Regions from separate parts of the Mus musculus genome. Here all the other regions are linked to region 3. Evidence: chromatin loops called from intact Hi-C (ENCODE). Cell type or tissue: left cerebral cortex. All regions are shown on one strand. Region 1 has its middle 85 kb from the start of Gm29865. Region 2 overlaps Gm29865 (a long non-coding RNA gene). Region 3 overlaps Papss1 (3'-phosphoadenosine 5'-phosphosulfate synthase 1).

Region 1 (2,500 bases), 220 kb before region 3:
AAGGGTAGCTTGTGGGCCAAGAAACCCAAAGACCCTATAGACTCTCACCTGGAAAGCCTCTGACATAGGCCCCGTCGTTCAGGAACAGGAGAAGGGGGCAGATGACTACTCCCCTGCTTTCGGTGCTTGAAAGAAAAGAAAATATAAAAAAAAAAGAAAAGAAAAGAAAAGAAAAAGGAACACTAAATATTTTCCCTGAATGTTTTGCATTCAGTTATACCCGACCATAATGTGCCAAGCCTTTTTTCCCTTAATTCTCCAAACCCATATGTATTCTAAGGGAAATGTAACCCATGTGTCTCTGATTTGCTTACATTTAAATCACTTTAAAATGTTAACTTTTTAAAAGGATGTCCAAGATATCTTTTGTGTCTTCCTCGCGATCCTCCTACAGGATTCTTAAAAATGTGGCATTGTGCAGTGCCAATGGAAACAAAGCCATGCATAACGAAGCAGAACTCGGGACCCAAGAATCCTGGTGTAGATTTTTGTCTCTGCACAACATAATCTGCTCCATCATTGAGAATAAAGCATCGAGTAGAATTCGTACGGTAGATTTGCTAACTTCAACTGCTATCCATCAGAGCTTTGGAATTAAGCCTGGCTTCCTTCAGCTACCTTCTTCAGACTGTCCCAGTGAGATGCCTGAAGTTGCACATGCAAGATAAAACCTTCTTGAGGAGAGATAAGACAAGGGAGGGGATGCAAAACAGCTCGGGTCAGGGAAGAATTGGGCCAGTGATCTTGTCAAAGCCTCTAGGACCATTGTCTTCCATTTATAATGTGACAGTTGGTCTCCCATAGTCTGAAATGAGATGACGGAGGCCTAACCTCCCAAGTTTGAGCGTGTGGACCTAGTACCTAGGAATCAGCACTTGGAAATGAAGACAACCCACTTCCATCAATCCTTTCTTCTTCCATTACAAGTTATCTCCATGGTGGTCTTGGACTATACAGCAAGGGTCACAGTGAACCTACATGTGTAAAACAAATACTTACAAAAGATGGAAGGAAGAAGTTTGCATCCATTATCCCACATGGGGAATAACAAAGCAATGAACCAAAAGCTTGTTGGGTCCATGGATAATTTTAGAAAGAATCAAAACTATAGAGCTCTGCAAAGTCTCCCAGGAAGGAGGCTATGTCCTTCAACGTGAGAGCAGAAAGTGAGCCAGGAAGAAAAGGGAGCATTGGAACCTGCAGGAACAGTGCTCATCTGCTCTGGTTCACGATTTCATGCTCTCAACATCCAATAAATTCAGCCCATCGGTTTAAATGCAGGTGTGGAGATCCTGTCTTTATAAGGCAGGGCATCTTTCCACCTGTCTTCCTTTCCTGGTGGAGGAGGATACAGTGAGCGTCTTCTGAAGGCTGCAGGTTAGCCAAGCCCCTAGCTATCCCAGGAGGAGAAGGCCTGGATGAGCAGCTGCACAGATTGGCAACCATCTGGTCCTAGTCGACTGGATTCTGGCAGCTGATGCAAAGAGGAAGCTGCAGAGACATCCGGGACGCCCTGTCGTAAACCTAGTTTCTGACCCAGACTTGTGACACTGAATTTATTTCGCCAGGAAAAGAAGGTCTTGATTTATTCTCAATTGTGCTGATCACTATCGGGAAAAGCCTCAGATACACTTTAGCATTTTTTGGAGGCGATTTCAGTGATGAACCCTAAAAAGTTGAGCAAATGGTTTGCAATGAGACGAGACAGCACCACGTTTACCAGCGTCATTTAACATAGTTGGAGACGGCCCAGCTAAGGTCCAGCCGAATGTTCAGTCCAGTTCAGTGGGACCTGAGAGAAGAGGATGTTTCATTTGTACTTCACTCTTATTTTACACTTAAATAAATTCAAATTCGCAAGCAGGAAACTGACTTCAACAAAGCAAAATCTGTTTCTCTAAAAAAAAAAAAATAGAGCAAAGAAACTAACAAAAGCTCTCTCTATTCATGGGTGTTCACTCCAACACCCTTTGTGTTTGGAGGATGCGCACTCTTCCCCCAAAATGCCTTCCTCCTCCCTCAGAGCTCTCCCTTCCAGTTGCAAGATCAGTTCTATGGACTCAGTCTATTCCTCAGAGACCAGCGTCTAAACACAGCAAAGGACTCAGCTGAATCACACCTGGCCAGTTTGTGTCCCTACCTTGAGAAATACATTGGTTCTTTAAGCTTGGATGGCTTGGGGTACCACGTGAGACCTCCTCTCAGCACCGTGAGCGTCTCTCCAGATGTATGCTTCTAGTGGATCCTACAGTATATGATCTGTGTCTACTAGTCCTGCCTCATGGTCTAGCCCCAGTGAGTTTTTTAGTTTTTCCCCAGTAGAGTTTTTGACAGTTGTCTATGGAGGTTCTTCAGCCCAAAGAAGCGGTGCAGTATAGTAGGAAATTTCCAGAAGAAACACCAGTATCTCACTCTCATAACGTGTAAACTACTGTATTCAGAAATAGGGGCTTGAAAGAAGTGGGTACATTACAAACAAGTTCCTCAGGTTAGTCCCAAT
Region 2 (2,500 bases), 330 kb before region 3:
TGTGTGAGAGAGAGAGAGAGAGAGAGAGAGAGAGAGAGAGATACATATATTACAATAAGCTATGGTAAGAAATATCAGAAAGTGTGTGTAAGGAAGCCATCCTCTTTAACAACCTTGTTTCATTCCAAGTTCACTTGTTAGCATTTCTGCCCGGCTTACACGCTCTGCTTGTTTAGTAGATCTACAACACGGAGACCTTCTGTTTGCTATATAATTTAATACAACCGTAAAACCATACAGCATACACCAGCCTGGTTTGTAGCACAATATAGTACATGAAAAATGGATTTGCACCACTATATAGTATCCTGCAGAGGTGAGAAAAAGGGAATGTTGCTTTTAGGAGGAGATTGGGAAAGGGTTTCCGCAAACCTGCTTCATTAATTCCTTCTCTGTTTTAGTATTCTTCTAGCAATACACATTAACTCCCTCTATTTATGAGGTGCTTTCAGCAGCTCCTTGATACGCAGTTATGAGCAGCTCCTTTCAACTGCAAGCCGAAAGCTCATTCTGACTGCAAGCACACGTACTAAAACAAATCTTCTCACCCCTCCAAACTTCAGTCTAAAATCCAAACCTCAGCGGGCCTGTCATCTTCTTGCTACCCGGCCCGTGGAGTTACTATACATTTGCTTTCGCTCCCTGTCTCTGAACCTATTTCTGCCTTTTCATCTCCATTTAATTGGTGCCTCGTATCAGAGCAGCAGTTGAAATGTGATTACACCTCAAGCTTGCTGGGGAATTCCGGAGCTTGCCAGGAGCAAAGAAACTCCGCAACAACGTTGTAGAGAAACACAAACCCAAGGCAGCCAGGCCAGCACTGGGCAGCACAGATCAGGGAGAGTGCCAGAACAAGGCCTCCGTGTCAGTCTAGCAGCTGAGGAGCTCGCTAGAACCCCATGGCCTGAGAAGAGACCACAGCAGAGGGCCAGCAGCCAACCTGGAGCTGCAGAAGAGCGGGGAAGGAACAAGCTCGCTTTCCCAGCTGACCAAACGGGATCAGATCAAAGAGACCGATGGAATCGTTTCATCTGGCACAGGAGACCCTTCAGAACCAGAGCCAGGGCTGCCACAGCTGATGCCAAGGGCCGGCTAAAAAGCCCTCCCGTGGGCGATCCACAGGCAATCCATCCTCGGGGCTGAATAAAGAGGTGGTTTTAGAGACAGCTCTGCCACCCGGCATTGAAATAACCACAGCTACCACAGTAAAGTGTCAAAGCGGCTGAATGGCTAATAGTTACCCATCACCGACACCCAGCCACAAATCGGAATCACAGCCCTGTTCACGAAAGAGCAGCAGATAAAGAAGAAATGAAAGCAGGATGTGCGTGTATGATTTCTTTAATAATTAAATGAGAAATGGCCCAGCCTAAGGCCTATCAATGGGGATTTTCTTTTTAAAGTGAACCCCATCCTGAAAGGTGCTTGTGTTAAGAAAAGTACCCATCCTTACCTCCTTTTGTGTTTTGTTTGCTCATCTGAGGAAACAGAACATAAAATACAGCAATGGACGCATCTAAAACACACTTCCTACTCCGGCAGCTCGGGGAAGATCAAGGAAGAGAAGGTAGAGAAGTTGTAAGCGCTTGAGGGGCGGTGCACCTCTTGTTAAGATAGTGTCGTCTAGACAGGACAGTGAAGCCGTACTCCCGAAATCTCAACCACAGAGTTGTCTAAAGAAGACCTACACAGTGACACCACCAGCCAGCATGCCGATGTGGATAGGGAACATTTCAAGAGATTCACCCCTAAATAAAGAGCTATAGACAGTCAGTTTCTTTTTCCCAGAGAAAATTCCCCATAATAAGTTGTCCAGTCCCTAGTGTTCAACCATAAATGCATGGACAAAGAAGCAACATTAAATCCAGTAGTTTATTTTTATATTTTTTTAATTTTTCCACTTTTCCTTTTATTGAAAATGTGTTCTTTTCCCTTACCTGCTTATAGTTTTCCCTCCTTTAATCCTCTCAGTTCCTCCCTGCCTCCCTTTCTCTGTCTTATTAGAAGAGAACAGGCTTCTAAGAGGTAACAACCAAACATGGCAAAATAAAATATAATAAGATAAAGCAAAAAACATCATATCAAAGCTGGACATGGCAACCCAACAAGAGGAAGAGTCCCAGGAGCAAGCACAAGAGTCAGAGACCCACTCATTCTCACAGTCAGGAGCCCCATAGAAATTCTAATCTAAAAGCTACAATAAACATGCAGAGGACCTGGTGCAGACCCACACAGCAGGCCCTGTGCTTGCTGCTTCAGTCTCTGTGAGCTCACATGTGCCTTGCTTAGTTGAATGAGAAATGATGGAACACTTCACAGATTCGCCTGCCACCCTTGCACAGCGGCCTTGCTAATCTGTCATCCAGTATTAGTGCACGTGCTGCCAAAGCAGGCATAGTTGTTTAAATTTTAATTAATGAGGGTTTACAGTTTTCACTTCATTATAATATCTACATTCCCCCCTCCTTTTCTCTTTTCCCACAGCTCCTCATGCTGCACA
Region 3 (2,500 bases):
CAGACACAGGGCTGGAGAGCCGGCTCGGCGGCTCAGAGCCCTGGCTGCTCTTCCACAGGATCTGGATTCAATCCGCAGCATCCACATGGCGGGTCACAGCCATCTGTAGCTGCAGTTTCAGGGGATCCGATGCCGCCTTCTGGTCTCTGCAGGCACGAGGCACACACATGGTGCACAGACAGAGTTGCAGACAAAACACCCATACACATATTTTTTTTTTTTTATTTTAAATGCAGACACAGCCAGTTTCTACCACATTCTAATCCAAACCTCTGTCTCTAAAACCAGCACTAAACACCCAAAAGGACTGATACTCGCTCGAAGTGAGACTGGCTACCTAAGGGACAGAACGTGGAGTCCCTGCCACATGAATTGACTGTTTTATTTAGGATTCCTTAGGATTTCCACAGACTCACCTAGCTATCAGAAACACCATGTCTCTCTTATCGTTCACATAATCCATTGTATTTCAGCAAATTTCCTTTCAAACAAACAAACAAACAAACAGATGGCTAGCCAGAGAAAGTCTTCACCTAGACACCTCACCCATCTAAGAGGGCCCCATGTTCCAGTGTGAGAGAAATAGGGACTCAGGCTGCCCAAGTGTCCAAGCAGAGCTCAGTGAACAGTTCACACATTTGCCCATCATGATGGTTGCGTTTTATACCTTCAAGTACAGAAAATTACATGCTATGAATTGTAAATACTTATTCAATTTAAAAGATGGACACCCCATTTCTTTTTTAATTGACTAAACACGACCTCAGACTGACGGATGCTACACCCACATCCTTGTTCGGGCAACTGTTTTCTGCTTGGAAACTGGTGGGCACGGCGCTCAATCATCACCCAGAACTAGCGATTCTAGTCCTCTCATTTGACTCTCCCTGTAGAAGCCGGAGCATGTTAACAGACAGTGGTTCCACGCTTCAAGGCTTTTTCTCTATGTATCTGCTGCACTTTCGTCTGGAGCCAGATCTGCCCAGCAGATTGAATGCTGGGGCCCGTCCGTGCACATTTTCATGCAACTATTAAGTTTCTATCGTCTCAACTCCATGCATCCGAAGCACGAGCAAACGACATCCTGGCAGCACTTTAAAACCGAGCTCCAGAGTCTGGTTTTTATGTGCAGTATAAAATCCATTTAGAGCACTAACCCACCATTTTGTAAGAAGACAAACCTTTAAATAATTTATAGCACTAGTAAATCCAGAGTTCCTGGTAGATTTAAAAACAGCATTTAAAATATCACTTTAGATTAAAACCAGCGGCAAGAAGCCTGCTCCCTTGTGTTCTCACAGGCCAAGTTAAAATGCAATACTAGCAGGCCATCTAGTGACCACTCAAGGGGTAGTGGAAAGAAAAGACAAAGCCACCCGCTTACTTGTCTTCTATTGTCTTGAATAAATGCTTGCATTTGAATCAAGTTAAGAAAACAACAGTCCTCGGATAAAGGATGAGACATGTATATTTTTATGTGAGTGACTGTATGGAGCAACCAGACGGGAAGAGAAATTAGAATCTAAAGTACTCACATAAAAAAGACCTCATGGCTGTAATACCCCACTTTTCTTGAAAATGCAAAATAAATATTTATCTTCCCTGGTGACAGTAAATTAAGAATACCAGTTAAAGATGGGTGGTGGTGGCACAAACCTTTAATCCCCGCTCTCTGGAGGCACAGGCTGGAGGATCTCTGAGAGTTCGAGGCCAGCCTGGTCTACAGAATGAGTTCCAGGACAGCCAGAGCTGGACAGCAGAGCTGCACAGAAGAACTCTGTCTCAGAAAACTGAAAATAAAATAAAACAGGTAGAAGCCATTTTAAGGAGAGTCTCCCCAGAACAGTGGTAATTTTAAAAACAAAAACAAAATCTGCCACTACTGTTCCCATGGGCACAGCCTTTTAAGCTCCTTCATTCTCTCAAAAGTCCCAGGAGGTGCTCGCTTCTTCTCTCTACCCAAAGCCACAGCATAGTGCAAAACCCATTATATATTTGGTCTTTGTCCCCAGGTCCTAGCACAGAACTATGAGCTTTGAATCCCCTAAGTGGTAACATCTTTCATATGGAGAAATTCATGGTTGATGTCTCCTGGACAGCTTCAGGATTGGGTTTTGTCAGCAGAACGATTACCTTGTTCGCAGGCTGGTATCTTGCAGCCTCACCTCTAGCCTACTCCACTAGTCACTGCCCAGAGGAAGCCTCCATGAGTACCCCCTAAACGATAGAGTTCAAAGGCTTCTGGGCCGCTCTATATGCAGGGGTGCTAAAACAGAGAGCCAAAAGAAGGCATGGAAACTTGGTTCACTATGCCCCACACTACCCTATACATCCCGTCCATAAAGCTCTTCCTGAATTGATAATAAACCAATTAGCAACAATCAATACTCTCCCGAGTCATTCTGACCAATTACAGAGCATGAAGAGAGGCACCCCAGGTTATATAAGCAGCTGGCAGAGAGTGGGTGACTTCGACAACTGCACTCATGACTCCTCTCTC

What was found. Hi-C counts contacts between places; a loop is a spot of excess contacts. Peaks named below come from ENCODE experiments on the same cell type or tissue, not always from the same donor. Only the 100,000 strongest peaks of a DNase experiment are listed, where the experiment ranks them.
Region 1: it touches region 3 in a loop (2.5-fold over the local background); 2 of 42 quality-filtered maps call a loop at or near these places.
Region 2: a loop joins it to region 3, with 5 times the contacts of the local background. A loop is called at or near these places in 2 of 42 quality-filtered maps.

The regions. Positions count from the first base shown.
Region 1 is chr3:131,807,320-131,809,819 of GRCm38, reverse strand. No RefSeq gene overlaps it. Among named protein-coding and RNA genes, the nearest start is that of Gm29865, 85 kb to the left of the region's middle. In left cerebral cortex, no CTCF peak of the experiment used is centred here; a DNase peak (open chromatin) is centred at 1,442.
Region 2 is chr3:131,918,151-131,920,650 of GRCm38, reverse strand. The region is part of intron 1 of Gm29865 (a long non-coding RNA gene); the gene reads right to left. Among named protein-coding and RNA genes, the nearest start is that of Gm29865, 26 kb to the right of the region's middle. In left cerebral cortex, no CTCF peak of the experiment used is centred here; a DNase peak (open chromatin) is centred at 969.
Region 3 is chr3:131,592,157-131,594,656 of GRCm38, reverse strand. The region is part of intron 5 of Papss1 (3'-phosphoadenosine 5'-phosphosulfate synthase 1); the gene reads right to left. Among named protein-coding and RNA genes, the nearest start is that of Gm36917, 5.8 kb to the right of the region's middle. In left cerebral cortex, a CTCF peak has its summit at 1,317; DNase peaks (open chromatin) are centred at 120, 1,051 and 1,282.